Regions from separate parts of the Homo sapiens genome. Here all the other regions are linked to region 1. A link is an interaction called in ENCODE POLR2A ChIA-PET data of the cell type or tissue named here. Cell type or tissue: GM12878. All regions are shown on one strand. Each heading gives the region's core, and the rest is flanking DNA. Links, peaks and the distances in the headings are about the cores only.

Region 1 (6,875 bases), core at 1,537-5,536:
TCGTTGAATAAATAAATGAATGGATTTTAGAGACCTCAAAACATTATGTTCCCAATGGGCTGGCCACATGGTTGCTGGCTATGCCAGAGGACATTCCGCTGGAATTGCCTTGCTTCAGCCAAAAGAACAAATGATGTCTGTACATCATGTTGAGTATTGAAAATACATCTGGAAACATTATCCTACCCTGGTACCCAACGCTGGAGTGCCTCACCTGGACTACTACATGTAGCGTTAGCTCTTATATCTCAAGAAATATCCAAATAAAAGCAAGTATAAAGATCCAGAAAATGGAGAGGACTGCCAGAATAAAGAGCAGGACATTTCAGGCTGGAGTGACAGAAGATGAAGAATATGATCAAACTCTAGAAAATCAAAATGCTGTGATCAAGCCCAAGGTGAACTTCTATACCAAATCCAGGATCAAAAAAAAAAAAAAAATGGAGAGGAACCCCTTAAAACTTGAAAGGTTGTGTGGTGGATGGAAAATGCATGGCCTATAAGATAGGCACAATTGAGTCTAAACCCAAGATCTGGCTGCATGTATGACCTTGGACAAGCTACCAAATGACTACGAACTAGTACCTGTATGTAAAATTCTGATAAGGTGCCTGCATCACAAGTTTGTTATGAAGACAGTGCACATACCAAGCACACAGCAAACATTTTTTCTCTTTCTGTGGTGAGAAAAATATTGGGATAAATAAAAGGAAGTTCTAAACCAGAAGGCAAGCTTAGGCAAGTTTTGTTATAGGATGGGGAAAGAATCAGGTGAATTAACAGAGGCAGAAAATATATATTATCTTATATTCTTTCTGCATTTTACAATCTTCAAACTGTTTTCACTGATGTAATCTCCTTTGACCTTCACAAACTATCTTGTGAAGTAAGAAAGGTAAGTAAAATGAAACCCATTTTACAGATGAGGAAACTGAGGATGGGGATTTTTTTAAGTCCCCTAAAACAGGTTCCATGATTTTTCCACCAATCCAGAGGGCCTCTTCATAGAATTCAAGTCACTTCTCAGAAAAGCTTAGTCACTTAGGAGAGAGCCTCTGTGGGTGATTAGCAAAGATGTCTGAGGAGTTAGTATGTAAGTAGAGTCAAGAACCACCAAGCTTTCTCAGCACACCTCTTAGGCCTGTTATGAAAAGATTCAACTGGATGAGCCCTGGGTCTGACTCTCTGGAGCAAGTCTCTCAGTCCTCTGCTTGCTTTCCTTAACTGGGCATGAATGCAGTCTATCAGTGAGGCGTGCCCATGGCGATTTTCTTTCTGCCTCTGGTTTTTGAAAAGCATCTAGTTATGCATTCCCGAGGGTGGAGGGCAGACTGGGGAATCCTGGGTCTTCAGTCACAATAATGCCAGTTACCAGAAACAGCTAAACCAAATTTATAACATATGTTTCCATAGCCTCAAATATCCACCATTTGTCCCATGACCTTCTCTCTTTAAACAAATGCCAAACAAGGAGATTCAATTATTCAGTCAGTCTAAAAGGAATTGGTTTATGCTGAAATCCAGTGCTGAGTTTATATAATTTTACACAATGGGTCACACTGAAAGCTTTATGCAAGCTTGTAGCTGCAGCTAAGAAAGATTCCTAGCTTTCTTTATAGCTGAATTATTATCTAGGTAGAATCAATCCTCAAAGGAGAAAGCTAATTACATCACACCAGTTTTTGAAATGAAAAACGACAGAGAAATAACATTCATTCATCCATTCAATAAATATTTATTGTGTTCCTTTGAAGTGGCAGGCACCATACAAGGTATTAGAAATACAAAATGGAAAAGAAATAGTTCTTGGTCTCAGGAGTTCAGGGCTTTGTGTACAGATAGACACTGAACAGTCTGAGTCATTTAAAACACAATGTGATAAATATTATAATGGAAATAATTACAAGGTGCAGTGGGAATCCAGGCTGCATAATTCCTAAGTGTTACTAGGAGAAATCACTTCAGCAATAAGGATGACCAACTCAACCTAATTTTCCTGGGACTTTCCTTATTTTACCACTGATGCTCCCATGCCTGGGAAATCCCTCAGCAAACCAGGATGGTTGGTCATCCTACCTGCAATGCTAAACAAACAAATAAAAGTTATGTTTCTGTCTGCAAAAGACCACGTTCATTCCCAGAGGCACATGGGATCAGAATGACTTCATTAGAATGAGAATTCAGTAGCTGATGGAAAAAACGGATCTTTCATGGCTCTGCCAGACACAAAGGAAGAGTCAGCCTGATGTGTTAGAGAGAAGCTGTACATGGTTTCCCTGCCCTTGCCTAGAGTCTTGGGATAGCTATTTAACCTCTATGAGAATTTGTCTGTTTATCGGTAAAATTACACTAAATATTGTAGTAGTCAGAATAAGTCAGGTTATGCTGCTGAATCTTACTGGCTATAAAATTAAGTTTATTTGCATTACAGTTCAGCTGGAGTGTGCTGCTCATCTCACTCTAGGAGCTCAGCAGACAGAGCAGCCACCATCTCAAAGATTGTCTGTCCCCAGGGCACAGGGAAAAAAAAAAAAACATTCTTCCTGCCTCAGGTAATGGTTTTCTTTTCATCCACCAGCAATCCCTAAACCAACACCACATGGTGGTAGGCTTTTTTGTTGCAGCAGCATAACCTGGCCTATTCTGACTGATGGGGATAACTTAAAGTGTAGATGTGAGACTTAGAGGAAGTAAGAGAGTGAAGACTGCTTGGTAAACCCCTTAAGGGCTGATATGAATGTTTGAAAACATGCTTGTGAACACTTACCTGTCATCTAAGATTATTCATATAAAAACTATCTTGTTTAGGCTGGTTGAGGTGGCTCATGCCTGTAATTCTAGCACTTTGGGAGACTGAGATGGGTGGATTGCTTGAGGCCAGGAGTTCAAGACCGGCCTGTCCAACATGGCAAAACCCCGTCTCTACTAAAAATACAAAAATTAGCTGGATGCAGTGGCAGGTGCCTGTAATCCCAGCTACTCCTGCCAAGGCAGGAGAATCACTTGAACCTGGGAGGCGGAGGTTGCAGTGAGCCAAGTTCGTGTCACTGCACTCCAGCATGGGCAACAGAGGGGGACTCTGTCTCAAAAACAAAACAAAAAAAACCTACCTTGTTTAAAAACCAAGTTAGTGTTGAGGTTAGGGTTAGGCTGCTAAGGAGTCAGCATTCCTGGTTTGACCTTTCTACCAACTAGTTAAGTTTTTCACAAAGAATCACCTTTTCCACTGCTAAAGACTGCAGCCTTGGTCCCACCCAGTTATTCTTCAGACAAATAATGAGCAGCTGATCCCAGGGCCAGAAAGTGCAGTTGGCAAAGTGATGCCCTTCCCTGCTACCGAAAAAACAACCCCACGCTACACCATTCTCATGTTTTTAAAATGGACTTTTAAAAGCCCCTGGATCATTTGGAACATATTTCCCATGAGTTTTAAAACATTTTAACTCTTTTCCCCTCCATTTCATCATGAGCTTCCCGTTGGTGCTAAAGATAGTCATAAACAAACTCTGTGGTCTGTCTCTCAAAAAAGAAACATATGCAAATTCCAATTATCATCACTTTTTTCTGAGAATGGAAGAGCTCTGCTTCCTAGAGTGTAATGTTCATTTGCAAATTGCCTTTTGACAGGCGAAAATGGCACATTTGAACTAATGGCCTCTCCTTTTTAGAAACCATTCAAAAGAATTGGGTCGATAGATGTAACATCTGATTACAGAGTGAGTAGCAAGAAGGGGATTTTACCAGGGATCATTGAGCAAGAGTCTCAACATGGCCGAACTTTTTTTACAACTGAAGTCATCCATTAAACTCTAATGAACATGTGCATAACACATTTCCTGTGTAATCGAGACATCAAAAATTTCTGCCCTTTTAGTTAAGTGAAATGAAATGTTTCTCTTAAGTCTGATGAATAAATAGGTTCTTTTAAAAAAAATCCATAAAAGTTTAATTCTGTTTAGGCAATTCCCATTATGAACTTGCTTAAAAATGAGTTGTCTGTCCTACAGCATTTTATAGTGAATGATTTCCTCCTCTGATGAACACAGCAATTACTTAGCTGCGTTCTTAGATATTAAAGCACATTCTCTAGAGTTCAATTTTGGTTAGTTTCATTCCTGATGACATTGGGAATGAAATTTCAGCATAATCTCATGAGGATCCATGGACAGGAAATTGTCCAACAACAAAACTCCAGGGAGGCAGTAAGAGACCAGCTTGCATCTGAAGTTGAAGATGTTGGATGATAGGAGCCTAGAAATCAGCATAGAGGAAGGGACTCCTGGGGATAGCAGAAGAGTCTCCCAGGCAGCCCTCATCTTGGGAAATAATTACCTTTTCCTACCAAAATCCTTAGTGGGTTATTAAGTCCCTCCTTTGTTCGTGGGCAGAGGGCCTTTACAGACTTCAGGCAGTGGGGATTCTAGAAGAGACGTTTTACAGATGGTATCCTCAGAACTCACTCCAAGTATAGGGGACTACAGAACCACATTGCCTGCACTGCACAAAACAGAAACAGAAAAATAATTCAAATTTCCCAATCCAGGAGCCTAAGATCCCTAAGGTTCCATGAAGAGGTTTAGGGGAATCAGAAACTATACTTAAGATTCTCCCCAAAAAACTCATTCACCTGGAGGTTTTGACTTGTCTGGGGGAGTGTGGGGGTTAAAAAAAAATCAAAGATGACAATTCACACCAAAAAACAAATAACAACACACAAGAAACTCACAGCTGTGTTCAAGTGGGAACGCCAGTACTGTTTTAGGAGGAAAGAGGACAAAGGCAACAAACCAACATCTGCTTGCTTGCTATCTGGTACATCACCAAGGTGACAGCAGCTGGGTACAAATCAACTGCTCTTTCTCTTTTGCTAGCCACAAAGCTGCTCACTGTGGCTAGGCTGAGCTTGTCAGGACACATTCATGTGTGATCTAATACACACTAAACACTTAATAAGCAAATCTGAACACATCTCTAGAAGCCCCATGCAAAGAAAAGACACTCCCAAAGAGAGATCAGTCCCAAGAGCTCAACAATTCAAGATTTTACCAAAAGATACCCTGTTACCTCCTAAATTGCCAATTGCTTCTCAAAATTTTACTGCAAAAGGGAAATCATGACAAGAATTCTTAGGGTGGTGGGGGAGAAAAAGCTACTTTTCCTAGTCATTAGTACAGTGTGCCTTGTTAATTAGGTATCTTTATATACATTAGAAAAAGTACTTTACTTGCATGTTCTCATAAAATGAATTCTGAGTATAGCAGAATCATGTTAGATCTGTTCAGATATAAATTTTTACAGCTATATAAAACAGCCTATGTGTACTTTTTTGCCATTTTTAAACATGATTTTTTCATAAGAAAAATAAAGATTACACTACATGTGATGTATATGTAATGGATTATTATGCCAATAATTTTGGTCTTTAACATACTTCTTATTCATTAGGAGCAGATGGGGGTACCCAAGATTTCATATTAGGACTTTCTGTCCTGAATTTTGATTGAGCAAAATCTGGAAAATGTGAAAGCCTATTTAGATTTTTATATATTCTCTGAAATGTGATTTCCCAAGATTCTTACATTTGACCCTCTTGCAATAATTTTGAATGAGATCTCCCAACTCGCTTCAGAGAATAGTTTTCACAGATATCTTTAGGCCTTCATTAGAAAGTATTTTCCCCCTGTTGGTACATTTGGTGACCTCATTTTGCTGTTTGTTTCAGATTATGAATGCTCACAAGGATGTCTGTAGAATCATTTGCTGAGTCATTTCCTCAAATCATATTCCATTATATCAGTTAACATATAGTTTTAAATGCACATATTACAAATATCTGTAACCAAATCATCTGAAGGCTTCATAAATTTTTAACAAAGTTTGTCCATTTTTAATGAAAGTTACTAGTAATGCTTTACTAAGCAGTGCAATGAATTTTTTATTTTCAATCCTTGTGCCCGATTTTGGAGTTGAGGGGGTTGTTGGTAATAAATGCATGACGTATACTTTAAAAAATATTATCCCCTTACTTGTTGATTCCTTCAATAAGTGTTTCTCAAAGGCCTATGATGTATGAGGTACTCTGCTAGGTCCTGGAATTAATCAGCAAATGAGACAGTCATACTGCCTGACCAAACATGAAGCTCACATCTGGAATTATACAACTACTTTCAAAATTAATTATTTAATTAAAAGTGTGGTAAATGGTGCAAGAGAGAAATATAAGATATTAGAAGAGCACATACCAGGGGATATGACCCTGTCTGAAATTCATGGAAGGCTGCTCTGAGGATGTGCTGTAGAAATGGAGAGCCACGGAAGGATGAGTTAAAGCTAACTAGGCAAAATTGTGAAGAACATTACAGACCTAAAGAACAAGAAATGCCATTGTCAATGAGCTGTTGGTGACAATGGCGGTTTTGTAGAATAGAAAGGGGGGAAAGGTGGGGAAAAGATTGAGAAATCGGATGGTTGCCGTGTCGGTGTAGAAAGAGGTAGACATGGGAGACTTTTCATTTTGTTCTGTACTAAGAAAAATTCTTCTGCCTTGGGATCCTGTTGATCGGTGACCTTACCCCCAACCCTGTGCTCTCTGAAACATGTGCTGTATCCACTCAGGGTTGAATGGATTAAGGGCGGTGCAAGATGTGCTTTGTTAAACAGATGCTTGAAGGCAGCATGCTCCTTAAGAGTCATCACCACTCCCTAATCTCAAGTACGCAGGGACACAAACATTGCGGAAGGCCGCAGGGTCCTCTGCCTAGGAAAACCAGAGACCTTTGTTCACTTGTTTATCTGCTGACCTTCCCTCCACTATTGTCCTGTGACCCTGCCAAATCCCCCTCTGCGAGAAACACCCAAGAATGATCAATAAAAAA
Region 2 (6,875 bases), core at 1,531-5,530, 140 kb after region 1:
TAATCCCAGCACTTTGGGAGGCCGAGCCGAGGAAGGCGGATCATTTGAGGTGAAGAGTTCGAGAACAGCCTGGGCAACATGGTGAAACCCCGTCTTTACTAAAAATACAAAACATAGCCGGGTGTAGTGGCACGCGCCTGCAATCCCAGCTATTCGGGAGGCTGAGGCACGAGAATATGAACCTGGGAGGTTCACATTGAATGAACCAGCTTGAACCTGGGAGGCGGAGGGTGCAGTGAGCCGAGACTGCACTACTGTACTGCAGCCTGGGTGACAGAGCTAGACCTGTCTTAAAAAAAAAAAAAAAAAAAGGAGATAAGAAAATGATTGCTCTGCTCTCTTTTACATTCTCCCCTCACCCACGACCGCGTGAAAGTCATCTCTCTTACCTTCTATGACACGCATTACTTCCTGCCTCCTGTTACCATTTTATATTATTTATTCCATTGAATTGTGAACTCCAACCACAAGATATATATTGTTTTGTATGCCTTAACGCACTGGCATGGTGCCTTGCAATAGACATTCAACACCAGTTAAATGTAAGTACCATGAGGGTAGGGACTTAATCCATTTCATTCTTCACAGTAATCTTCCTAGCGCGTTGCCTGGGCACAGTGTAGCGCGTTGCCTGGGCACAGTGTAATGGTTAGCGTTTGAATTTAGGGATTAATGGTAATGAACATTCAAAGAGAGGATATTTGAAGAGAACAGTGTAATCCTTTAAAAAGAAACATTTACATATTGGCTTTGGAATCCCTTTTACTTGACAAATTAATTTTCGTTTTATCCTCAATCCTTTTCAGAATTCCAATATTTTCTCTTAGCTGTATAAAGGTAAAGTGACCCCCTCCCATAATAAAGAGCTACCATGTAAGGAGGGTATAGCAAAGAATTAATTATTAAAATAACTAGATCCATTTTTGTAAGGATCCTTTCAATTGTATCTTCCTATCTAATTCAAGATTGGTGGAAGGTCTATGCAAAGATTGATAACATGGTAACTGATTAGACATGTTATTTTAAATGCAGTCCAAGATTTGGATGAAAAGCTCACGTTCAGGTTTTTTTTGCCTTTTGTTGTAGGTACTCGATAAATATTTATTGAGGTAGTGAAACTAATCTGAAATTGGATCTGATACAGAGAATTTGACCGATTTTACAAGGTGTCCATTTACTTTTTCCCCATAAGTATTGTTTAAATAGGCTGTTTTATTATCGACTATCACACAGATCTTACTGATTTGCCTCATTTCCTTAAAGATGTAAAATAACTGTGTTTCTCTGTATGTTTGTGTTGCTAAAGAGGAGGTTGGGTATTGATCTGCAGTTTCTAGATTTGACTGGCACTAGGAGTAATTTAGCATTTATGAATTAGCTATTTACTGCTGTTTTATAGCAGTGATGTCACGTGTTCACTCTATAGAAAAGTTAGGTAAAGATTGGTCTGTCTTAAACTTTCTGAGACATAGGTTGTGACTAAAAATATGCCCTGGGTTTTCTTCCCCCTCCTGTCATTATTGAGGACTCCATGGTCTAAGAGATTAGGCTGAAGTTTTTGTTAGCCTTTTCAAATTGAATTGAATTTTAGAACAAGTTAAGACATTTTGGCTGATGCAGTGATTCATTGTAACATTGGACAAAATTTTTAGTTCAGCCATCTGTAAACAGGAGTACTGTACCATGGCTCTGGAAGCTAGTGTTTTTCTGTGTTCATAGATTATTTTGCAATGGTATTGAAAGGTACTAATTGCCATTTGAGGTCTTAAGTTCTTTGTAAATCTCATAAGCACAGTGGAAGCAGTAGCTACAAAGAATAGATGAATTTATCCATTTGCAGTAAAAACTGATTTGTATGTAATCTGTTGTACTTTGAACCCAGTTGAGCACTGGATTCTAAAACAAGTCTCTTTGGTCGTGGAGAGTTTCTATTTTAAACAAGAAAAGTTATCAGGAACTTTTGTGCTGCCTTAAAAACATCACTTTTTAAAATTCACCAGCAACAAAAAATAGTATCACTTACATTCCGTATTTCATAACATTGGACTATTTATTCCTAATGTTGGTCAAATCAAGGGTACAGTAGCAACTGATTATTTAAGCAGTAATTTAGAAAGATTTTTTTTCCTTTGAATCAGTAGAGGGTCAAAATTTTTAAAACTTTCCAAAGAACCTTAAAACAGGAAAAAATGAAAATGTGGGGGAAATGTACCAGTTTTTTTTAATTTAAATTCCCTAAAATAAAAATATTTACAACATGAGTTACAGAATTTCCATCTGATTTTTATTGTACAGGAGGAGTATATTCTGTGATATCAGTATACAATTCAAAATACAAAAAATTACCTGGGCGTAGTGGGAGGTGCCTGTAATCCGAGCTGCTTGGGAGACTGAGGCAGGAGAATCGCTTGAACCTGGGAGGCGGAGGTTGCAGTGAGCCAAGATCGCTCCACTGCACTCCAACCTGGGCGACAGAGTGAGACTGTCAAAAAAAAAAAAATTACTTAGATTGTGTATGAGGTGCCTGCATACTAGAAATGTTCTTTTGAGTTACAAATCTGTCTCTCTGACCATAGAGAGTAATTATTTAATCTTGTGAGTTTGAGTTTTATATCAAACCATTTCCTAAAGCTTACTTGTAATTACTTTTACTTTATGTTTTTGTAGTTATACATGTGTATATATATACACATACATACACACACACATATACATATATCAGTGAGACCTTTTAAATTTTAGCTGAATTCTGGTTTCATAACTTGTGATTTTTTTTCCGGTACTGGGGGATTGAATGTTTTTAACTGTTGTGCAGATAGACTGAATAAAGGAAGTGAGCATCCATTAAAAACTCTAGTAAATAATTTGGATTTTTTTTTTTTTTGAGATGGAGTCCCACTCTGTCGCCCAGGCTGGAGTGCAGTGGCACGGTCTCCGCTCACTGCAAGCTCCGCCTCCAGGGTTCACGCCATTCACCTGCCTCAGCCTCCCGAGTAGCTGAGACTACAGGCGCCCGCCACCACACCTGGCTAATTTTTTGTGTTTTAGTAGAGACGGGGTTTCACTGTGTTAGCCAGGATGGTCTGGATCTCCTGACCTCGAGATCCACCTGCCTCGGCCTCCCAAAGTGCTGGGATTACAGGCGTGAGCCACTGTGCCCGGCCTTTGTTTTTTTGTTGTTGTTGTTTTGTTTTTTGTTTTTTTTGAGACAGAGTCTCGCTCTGTCAGTCAGGCTGGAGTGCAGTGGCACGATCTCAGTTCACCACAGCCTCCGCCTCCAGGGGTCAAGCAGTCCTCCAGTCTAAGCCTCCCGAGTAGCTGGGAATACTGTGCCTGGCTAATTTTTTTTTTTTTTTTTTTTTTTTTTGAGACGGAGTCTCTCTCTGTCCCCCAGGCTGGAGTGCAGTGGTGCAATCTCAGCTCACTGCAACCTCCGCCTCCAGGTTCAAGCAGATCTCCTGCCTTAGCTAGTACTACAGGCGCACACCACCGCACCCAGCTAAGTTTTGTATTTTTAGTAGAGAGGGGATTTCACCATATTGGTCAGGCTGGTCTCGAATTCCTGACCTCAGGTGATCCACCTGGCTTGGCCTCCCAAAGTGCTGGGATTACAGGCATGAGCCACCGCGCCCGGCCAGGTTTTGTATTTTTTGTAGAGACGTTTCGCCATGTTGCCCAAGCTCACCTCAAACTCGTGGGCTCAAGGGATCTGCCCATCTTGGCCTCCCAAGTGCTGGGATTATAGGCATGAGCCACTGTGCCTGGCCCAGCATTTCACTAAGTAACTTTATTTTAAAAATATACAGTGAACTGATTGCCGAAGTGGTGGATTGCCTCTACCTGTTTCCTTTTTCTTTGCCTTGTAGGAAGGGAAAAAGATGAAAGGAAACATGTTTTGTCTATTTAGTAGCAATTTTTGGTGAAAGCTTCTGGAAAGGAAATGGAAAATGCTGGGTAAAATGAAATTATAATTATCTGTGTATTCTAAAATTTATCCTCACATTAGAATATATTTTTCAAAGTTACTTTATACTAAATTCAGGGACTTTCTAAGTTCTCAGTTAATAGAACTGAAAGGGTATCAATAAAATAAGGACTATATATATAATCTATTTTTACTTAGTTTTTATGCGCCAAAAGGTATGTATGTTGCATCCAGCTGTTTGTTACCTTGTGTTTTAAAGTTGCAGTTAGAATGTGGAATCCTATTACTACATTGTGCCAACATATTTGTGGCTGATGCTTCTAAGTTATCCACAAGCTTCTCAATACAATAGCAAAATGCAGGAATTCCTCTGGAATCTTGAATTGAGGGATAGGATGAGATATATAACATATGTTATCTGTTGTTTTCTCCTACTGCTCTTGAAATTAACAAACTTGAGATAGTGTACTGATTTGTATTTATAAGATTGGCTGAGTTCAAATATGTCTTTTTGACGTTCTTACCAATGTTTAAAATATAGAAAAGTATAAAGAAGAAAATGAGTATCATCCGTAATGCCATCACTACAATGACTTTTTTAAAGCAAAATGTGTACTTTCCTTCTGAAGCTTTCCAACCTCCTTGCCTCCTCAGTGAGAATGATGACATACTGTTGTTAGAGTTGTTGAGGATCAAATGCAGTATTACTCATGAATGTTTCATAAACCATAAAATAATACAGTAATGTACTATTTTTTTTTTTGACAGCCTCACTCTGTCACCCAGGCTGGAGTGCAGTGGCACAAACTTGGCTCACTGCAGCTTCAACCTCCCAGATTCAAGCCATTCTCCAGCCTCAGCTCCCCAAGTAGCTGGGCCTACAGGCGCATGCCACCATGCCCAGCTAATTTTTGTATTTTTTGTAGAGACGGGGTCTCACCATGTTGCCCATGCTGGTCTGAACTCCTGAGCTCAAGTAATCTGCCCGCCTCCACCTCCCAAACTGCTAGGATTACAGGCATGAGCCACCATACCCAGCTGTATTAGTTCTTGTTCTATAAAGCTTTTTTTTTTTTTTTTTTTTTTTTTGAGGTGGAGTCTGTCGCCCAGGCTAGAATGCAGTGGCACAATCTTCGCTCAGTGCAACCTCTGCTCCCAGGTTCAAGCAATTCACCTGCCTCAGCCTCTCGAGTAGCTGGGATTACAGGCATGCGCCACCACGCCTGGCTAATTTTTTTTGTATTTTTCTTAGAGACGGGGCTTCACCATATTGGCCAGGCTGGTCTCGAACTCCTCACCTTGTGATCTGCCCGCCTCGGCCTCCCAAAGTGCTGGGATTGCAGGCGTGAGCCACCTTGCCTGGCCCTATAAAGCTTTTATTCTCCTATGGCATTGCTTAAGAATCCCATTAAAGTATGAATAAGGACTAATAAATAATTGTGAGTTTTGATTAGTGTAACAAATGAATTACCTAGATCAGTATTTTCAAGGTATGGTCCAAGGAATCCTGGAGGTCCCCTAGACATTTTTGGCGAGTCTACAAGTGCAAAACTATTTTTATAATACTGAGACATTCTTTGCCGTTTTCTTTGTAGTGACATTTGTACCTGTAGTATAAAAACAGTGGTGGATAAAACTTCTGGCGCTTTAGAATAAACCAGGTTAGAGTACTTCACTGTCCTAGTAATCATTGTATTATTCACTGCCATGCACTCAGATTTTTTTTTAAGTTTCACCTAAATGCTCTTGATGAAGAAGTAAAAAAATTTTAAACTAAATCTCTACCTTTGTACACATCTTTAATATACTGTAACAAAATGGGAAGTATGCTTAAAACACTGGCGAGGCCATGGACAGCAAGCCTCCCAGCACTTTGGGAGGCTAAGTCCAGCTTGGGCAATGTAGTGAGAGCCTGTCTCTCCTATTAAAAAAAAAAAAGTTAGTGTGGTCATGCACATCTACAGCTACTCTGGAGGCTGAGGTGGAAGGATCTCTTGAGCCCAGGAGTTGGAGGCTGCAGTTAGCTGTGATCGTGCCACTGCGCTTCAACCTGGGTGACAGAGCAAGACCCTGTCTCGAAAAACAAAACAAAAACACTTGGCAGCATACTGAAATATAATGGTTGTTTCTAGGGAAAGTATTTGTGTGATTGAGTCACACGCTGAATCAATCTTCATATAATGCCATTTTTGCTTAAAAGAATGCCAGACTTGGGCATTAGGCTGACATTTTCTTGAAAACAGTGAGGCTTTGCTTTAGGGAAAATAGTGGTAGTATTTATGGTCGATGATAAAGTTCCTAGATTTTAAGCAAAAATTTTAGAAAGCTTGTATCAGCTGCTGTAAGTATATAATGAAATCTGTCATTATTTGATTATCTGCATAACTGAGTCAGTATTTCCAAATGATCAATGCATAGTATTATAAAAATCATACATGGGTAAGAAATCTTTACAAAGTGTCAGCTAGACCAATGGATTTTAATGTTATAGAGAACATAAAAGTTTATCAATAAGGTATCCTGTTCCATATTGCAACCAATTGCTGAGCTTTGGTGTAGTGTCAAAGACCAGTATCCAGATTTATCTGAAAATGCTATTAAAATATTCCCAACTGTCTAATGTATTTTGTATTACTTATTTTTCCATGCTTTGCTCTCAGTGTTTAATGTCTTCTTTGATTTATTTTGTTTATATTTTTGTTGGAAACAGGAATGGGAGCCATAGATAAATGTGAAGCAATGTTTTCATGTGCTTTATCTTAAAATCTCCTATTAATATATAATCAGTTTAACTTCTTTGTAGTCTTCTCTGTGCATTCCATTCAACTTTTGGTCTTGGTAATGGATTAGATAATAGTTATTTTTAAGCCTATTTTTGGTTTTAATATTTGTTTTGTATACCTGACTGCTCATCTATAGACAGAATTCCCTTGTGTCCAAAGTCTAACAT
Region 3 (6,875 bases), core at 1,067-5,066, 190 kb before region 1:
ATATTTTTCTAGAAGCTTCTCTAATACAAAATATTCACTGTTTCTGAGTTTTATTTTTATTATTATTTAAGTAGTGACTGAAGAGCTGTATATGTTGATGTATGTCTCTACTATTCTGTATTTTTATATGTCTTCAAATTATTAAAATAAATCTGAATAAAATTTTTTGGGTCCCCACATTTTGATTCTGACTGATAAAAGAAACTGACATGTTGTTAGTGTATTGATCCATAATATTTTTAAAGTCTTGGCAGCAAAAGAACAAAGCTGGAGGCATCACACTACCTGACTTCAAACTATACTACAAGTCTACAGTAACCAAAACAGCATGTTACTGGTACCAAAACAGAGATATAGACCAATGGAACAGAACAGAGCCCTCAGAAATAATACCACACATCTACAACCATCTGATCTTTGACAAACATGACAAAAACAAGAAATAGGGAAAGGATTCCCTGTTTAATAAATGGTGCTGGGAAAACTGGCTAGCCATATGTAGAAAGCTGAAACGGGATCCCTTCTTTATACATTATATGAAAATTAATTCAAGATGGACTAAAGACTTAAATGTTGGACCCAAAACCATAAAAACCCTACAAGAAAACCTAGGCATTACCATTCAGGACATAGGCATAGGCAAGGACTTCATGTCTAAAACACCAAAAGCAATGGCAACAAAAGCCAGAATTGACAAATGGGATCTAATTAAACTAAAGAGCTTCTGCACAGCAAAAGAAACTACCATCAGAGTGAACAGGCAACCTACAGAATGGGAGAAAATTTTTGCAATCTACTCATCTGACAAAGGGCTAATATCCAGAATCTACAATGAACTCAAACAAATTTACAAGAAGAAAAAAACCCCAACAAAAAGTGGGCGAAGGATATGAACAGACACTTCTCAAAAGAAGACATTTATGCAGCCAACAGACACATGAAAAAATGCTCATCATCACTGGCCATCAAAGAAATGCAAATCAAAACCACAGTGAGATACCATCTCACACCAGTTAGAACGACAATCATTAAAAAGTCAGGAAATAACAGGTGCTGGAGAGGATGTGGAGAAATAGGAACACTTTTACACTGTTGGTGGGACTGTAAACTAGTTCAACCATTGTGGAAGACAGTGTGGTGATTCCTCAAGGATCTAGAACTAGAAATACCATTTGACCCAGCCATCCCATTACTGTGTATATACCCAAAGGATTATAAATCATGCTGCTATAAAGACACATGCACATGTATGTTTATAGCGGCACTATTCACAATAGCAAAGACTTGGAACCAACCCAACTGTCCAACAATGATAGACTGGATTAAGAAAATGTGGCACATATACACCATGGAATACTATGTAGCCATAAAAAAGGATGAGTTCATGTCCTTTGTAGGGACATGGATGAAGCTGGAAACCATCATTCTCAGCAAACTATCACAAGGACAAAAAACCAAACACCACACGTTCTTACTCATAGGTGGGAATTGAACAATGAGAACACTTGGACACAGGAAGGGGAACATCACACACCAGGGCCTGTTGTGGGGTGGGGGGAGCGGGGAGGGATAGCATTAGGAGATATACCTAATGTAAATGACGAGTTAATGGGTGCAGGACACCAACATGGCACAAATATACACATGTAACAAACCTGCACATTGTGCACATGTAGCCTAGAACTTAAAGTATAATAAAAAAATTAAAAATAAAAAATAAACAAAAAGTCTTGGCAGCAACGATTCATAGTAATTTATTTATTTATTTATTTACTTACTTATTTATTTTTGAGATGGAGTCTTGCCCTGTCGCCCAGGCTGGAGTGCAATGGTGCTATCTCAGCTCACTGCAACCTCTGCCTCCCGGGTTCAAACAACTTTCCTGTCTCAGCCTCCCGAGTAGCTGGGATTACAGGCACCCGCCACCACACCCAGCTAATTTTTGTATTTGTAGTAGAGATGGGGGTTTCACCATGTTGGCCAGGCTGGTCTCGAACTCCTGATCTCGTGATCCACCCACCTAGGCCTCCCAAAGTGCTGGGAATTACAGGCGTGAGCCACCGCACCTGGCCGGTAATTGATTTAAATGATCATGCTAGGGTATTTGTTAGTGCCAGGTATATGTTTTCAAATTAGTAAAGCACTTCGGATGTTTCATCTTTGCAAAATTACAAGTTAAACTTCATATTACTCGTTCCTTGTGGAACCAAAATTTAGTATTGCCATACAACCTATTTTCGATTTTCTTTTGGTTTCCCCAGAACCTTAACTGTTTTGACCTGAATAGTTTTTTGACAGGAACATTGAATGCTAAGGTACTCACTGTGGGCAAATTTTTCCTGAGATGCCCAAACTCTGACTATCATTGAAGTTATGAGTGTAAAGTGCCTGCATCTTCCCATAATGTGTGGCATTTGGGTTAGTTTATATTTTCTTCTTAAAATTACAAAACTGAGTTTAATTTAATTCACCTTATTCAAAAAAAACTTGCAGCAAACATAGGAAATCTTTGATATTGGGCACGCATTCATTCAGGGACCAACCTTGACTATCTTTCCTTTCATCAGTAATTATCGTGGGTACTTTATCTCTGCATTTCCTGACTCAAAGCTGATAACATCTCCAATTCATGGTTACGCTAATATAGTTTGCATTTATCAGGTAATTAGTTCCACCTTCTAGAGTAGCTGAGTCACAACACTGTAGTCAGTCTTTTTTCGCTTTACCACATAACGGAAATAGACAAATCATTTCAGCACCCCTACCTGAAACTGCCTCTGGGTAAGCTGAATGTAGGTCACAACTGATAGGTCTGTGATGAGAGGCCACGATTTCAGGGTACCCTGTCACCTGCTTATTAGATTTAACCTTAGCCTCTCTAAAACAAGGCTTTTTTTCTTGTTGTTTTAATGAAAATTTGCCGACATAATAAAACTAAACATTTTGAAGTGAATAACATTTAAATAGCATATATGAAAACTTCACAGACCTTATGCCATTTAATCTGAAAACTAAATTGGTGAGTGATCTTAATCTGCAAGATGAGGAATACAAGCTCAAAGTTCAATTGGCTTGCTCAAGGTGGAGTTAGGACTAGAACATAGGCTACTATAACCCCAAAGCCAGTTGTTCCCAAACTACCTATGAGAATCTGGAAGATTACACATATAGATTCCTAGGCCGTCTCTGCATAGTCTCCCTCTGTAAGTCTATTGTTATTTGTGGCTTGTTTTTATTTTCTAGGTGGACTTCAGCCAAGAAAATAAACTAAACCAAACCATTTGTATAAGCCAAGGAATATGTAAGTGGTATAATAAATATTAAAGCAGCTTATCTTGAGCTGGCTTTCTGAAGTAGATTGTTTTCTCTGTCAGGCAAGTGATATGGAAAGTTTAGGAGAGACTGAGGCAGTAGCTAGTGATGGGCTTGTAAACCGCCTCCCAGTAAATGGGAGAAGCCCTAATTTATGGCATCTGTTGATTTCAGTGGTGTAAATACTCCCACCATGGCCAATTTCTAACTACTGATAACTTTAACAACTTGCTCACAACATTCTTATTTAATGATTGGCCCATGAGTTAGCTCCAGCATAATACTGGCATGTAGACTGTATAGGGGAGAAACTGAACAATTTCCCAGCATTATCTAAATTGTCCATTATGTGGTCTGAATTGGTGTAAACTCCCCAAACATTACTCTACCTGTTGGCCTCATGTTCTGATTTCCAAAGGTGGCTTAGTGTCCCCCAAGTCCTCATTTCTCAATTTCCAGATATGCTTTATATGGATATAGGGCAGAATGAAACTACGGATGGAGACTAGTGGGTAGAGCACTTCGTAGAAGAGAAATGGATGCCATCTTTAAGATGACTCATCCTTTGCTCTTACCTGCCACATGGCAGGAGTCACAGGATGGGGAGCTGCCTCCTGTATAAGAGCCTCAGGGTGGGAATGAAACATGACATATGATTTAAAGAAGCTTGGCTCTAAGCCTGAGAGCAAAGGGCTGGGTCTTTCTGTGCCTCCACTTGCCATGGGAGAAAGACACGTATGGTTAGATTGCAGAGTCAACATTAGCAAGAAAGTTCATCAGCACGGAGCTGAAGAGATCAGTAGCCTGCTTTTAGTCCATGAGTCAAGCTCATGGGGCAAGTTGGCTTCTCAGAGACCCCATGTGACCAGACCCATTGGTGCACAACCCTAGCTAGTCCAATGACATAGACTGTTGTTTGGCCTGGAGTAATCTCTATCAGCAGAATCACCTTGGGAAACTGAGTAATGGTGGTTTGACAGACTGGGCCCTGAGCACACTAACATGACTACCACTTTCAGATGTAAAAGTACCAAAAACATATTCCAAAACCAAATAGAAATAATTCTGGGATCATCTACCATTTTACATTATTTGTTCCTTTGGTAAACTTCCAGAAGTCAGGATATTTTCTGGATGTCTGATATGTGCATGCACAATTAAAACAAAAATATATAATCCATCCTTGAGCTCCCTAAGTAGCCAACTTCAACACTTCTCTACTTAAGGACAAGCTTGTTTTGAATATTAATTTGCTTTCATTCTGGTTGAATCCATTTGTACAATAATTCAATGCTCACATATTCTTTTTCCCGACTAGAAAAGGTAGTCATTTATCTTCCAAGAAGGCAAAGTAGAAAATTAACTCCCAAATGAATCAACCAGAGAGAGAACTGAATCACAGTGGGACTTGCAATTTTAGCATACACACTTCAAAGGAGTTAGTGTGGGTGGATTTCGAGTAAGGAGGCCTAGATTTAATTCACCAGCCTTCAGATCTTGGGCCAGTTATTTCATCTAAGTCGGTCTTCCCATCTGTAAAATGATATTTATGCTTAAATCTCATGGTAACATTTCCTCCTATGTACCAAGCATATTTATCATGTTATTTATCCTTAATCGTCACAACTATCCTTCAAGGTTTAATTTTGAGTTCAGAATTCCATGGGGATCCAGAGATGAGACCAGAAATTAACATGCGAAACCTCCCATGTATGTGTTTTGGTGCATTTTTATAAGGGCTCTCAAACACGGATACACTGAGAATCTCAACACCTGGGGTGAAGATGGGGGAGGGGCAGAGAAAAAAGCAGGTAGGTGTATGCATTTTAGAAAAACCACTCGTTGCAGTTCTGCGGTTGGCTCCCCAGTGTGGCTTGTGAGATATTAATTTAGACGAAAAGATCAAGCTACCAGTTTATAATATTTATTTGAGTATATACTGTATACTCAAAGCAGAAGTTATATTCAAGATGAATAAAAATTGAATTACCTGGATATTCTGCAGAGAAATGAAAGCATATATCTACACAAAGACTTGCACACCAATACTGATAGCAGTTTTATTCATTATAATCCCGAACTGAAAACAACCCCAAAGTCCACCAGCAAGTGAATAAAGAGGCAACATGCGCACCAAAACATGGATGACTCTCAAAAATATTATGCTAAGTAAAAGCCAGGCATAAAGGATGGCTCCATTTATATAAAATTCCTGTAAACTAATTTATACCAACAGAATGCAGATTATTGGTTGCCTTGGGGACCAGGGGTGGAAGGACAGACTGACTGCAAAAGAATATGAAGAAACTTTTGGGGTGATGGAAACATAATGTATCATGATTGTGGTGTTAGTTTCACAGATGTGTACATCTATTCAAACTCACTGAGCTCTAATTTTTTTAACAACTGCAGTTTAAAGTATGCCTTAATAAAACTAATAAAAATTTGAATTAGCAATCCCAGCTCCTGAATACTAGCAAATCTCAAGGGGCAGTTGTCATGTAACTAAGACTACTCACCAACCCAAATGCATGTCTTCTGAGTTACCCTTAGTATGAGCAATTAAAACACTACTGGGCCCTCAACACTATTCTCTCCCCTGAGTCACTGAATAGGGTTTTTAACAGAAGCAGTCAATAACTGCAGAGCTAAATTGTTGCATAGAGACTGGGTTCATGACCTTGTCCCCATGAGAACTATATCCTAATCCTTCTAACACCTGATAGATCAAGTTCATGTGGTTTGATTCACTCCAGTGGGTGTACCCAGATTTTACATCTACAGCTTAGATAAAATAGACTGAGTTATGCAAAATTCCCTGCAAGCTAGCTCTAATTCCCTTCTTTACCATACATCAGTGGTCAGCCATTGAAAACTCTGTCCTAACCAACTAGACTAACCAACCTTTGAGGAAGAGGAAAATATGTATCTAGAGAGGTAAGTTCCAAACCTATTTTACAATTAACATGCCTCAGTTCAGATATGTATAGAAGCCAATTTGTGTTCTAAAGTCCACTTATACTGTAATTTCAAACTTTTATTTTCATATTTAATGCCTTAGTAGCCTTTAATGAACAAACTAGTTTAAAGGTCAGTGGAAGATAGGCAAATATTTGTATGCCTACAGTTCTTTAAAACTTCATGATAATGTAAGATCTTTAACAAACTTATTGTGAACCAACGATTTGCAAATGCACTTTTGACCAATTATCACTTTAGAACAGATTGTTCACTTGTTTTCTAACCAATAAGCATGAATATTCTGTATATTTTAGCTTCAGTACTTTCTATGTATTACTGTAAAGATTTTATGTAATATAGTTGTAAAATCCATATTTTTTAGAAACTTAAATTTATCATGATTTGCAAGATAAACAGTATGACAACAGAACATGTCCCATGAGTGAAGAAATATATTTAAAAAGTTTTGTGTTAAATTTCTGTAAATGAGTCTGCCTTGGAAATTCTTTGTCCCACATTTGTGCGAAAATATCACAGACTTGGCTCCATTCCATTCTGACAGCTGCAAAACAAGTATAACTGTTCATTAACCTGTTAGGAGT

Evidence for each region. Peaks named below come from ENCODE experiments on the same cell type or tissue, not always from the same donor. Only the 100,000 strongest peaks of a DNase experiment are listed, where the experiment ranks them.
Region 2: POLR2A ChIA-PET joins it to region 1 with 7 read pairs; 11 of 35 experiments call an interaction of 5 or more read pairs at or near these places.
Region 3: POLR2A ChIA-PET joins it to region 1 with 6 read pairs; 1 of 35 experiments calls an interaction of 5 or more read pairs at or near these places.

The regions. Positions count from the first base shown.
Region 1 is chr12:68,478,045-68,484,919 of GRCh38, forward strand. No RefSeq gene overlaps it. Among named protein-coding and RNA genes, the nearest start is that of LINC02384, 30 kb to the left of the region's middle. In GM12878, for the core only: no CTCF peak of the experiment used is centred there; DNase peaks (open chromatin) are centred at 2,745, 3,597, 4,479 and 4,857; H3K4me3 peaks cover 719 bases; H3K27ac peaks cover 2,998 bases.
Region 2 is chr12:68,613,098-68,619,972 of GRCh38, forward strand. All of the region lies in intron 1 of RAP1B (RAP1B, member of RAS oncogene family), which reads left to right. Among named protein-coding and RNA genes, the nearest start is that of RAP1B, 5.6 kb to the left of the region's middle. RefSeq lists an enhancer at 2,590-3,361. In GM12878, for the core only: no CTCF peak of the experiment used is centred there; no DNase peak of the experiment used is centred there; H3K4me3 peaks cover 1,185 bases; H3K27ac peaks cover 399 bases.
Region 3 is chr12:68,287,633-68,294,507 of GRCh38, forward strand. No RefSeq gene overlaps it. Among named protein-coding and RNA genes, the nearest start is that of IL22, 37 kb to the left of the region's middle. RefSeq lists a silencer at 2,820-2,879. In GM12878, for the core only: no CTCF peak of the experiment used is centred there; a DNase peak (open chromatin) is centred at 2,719.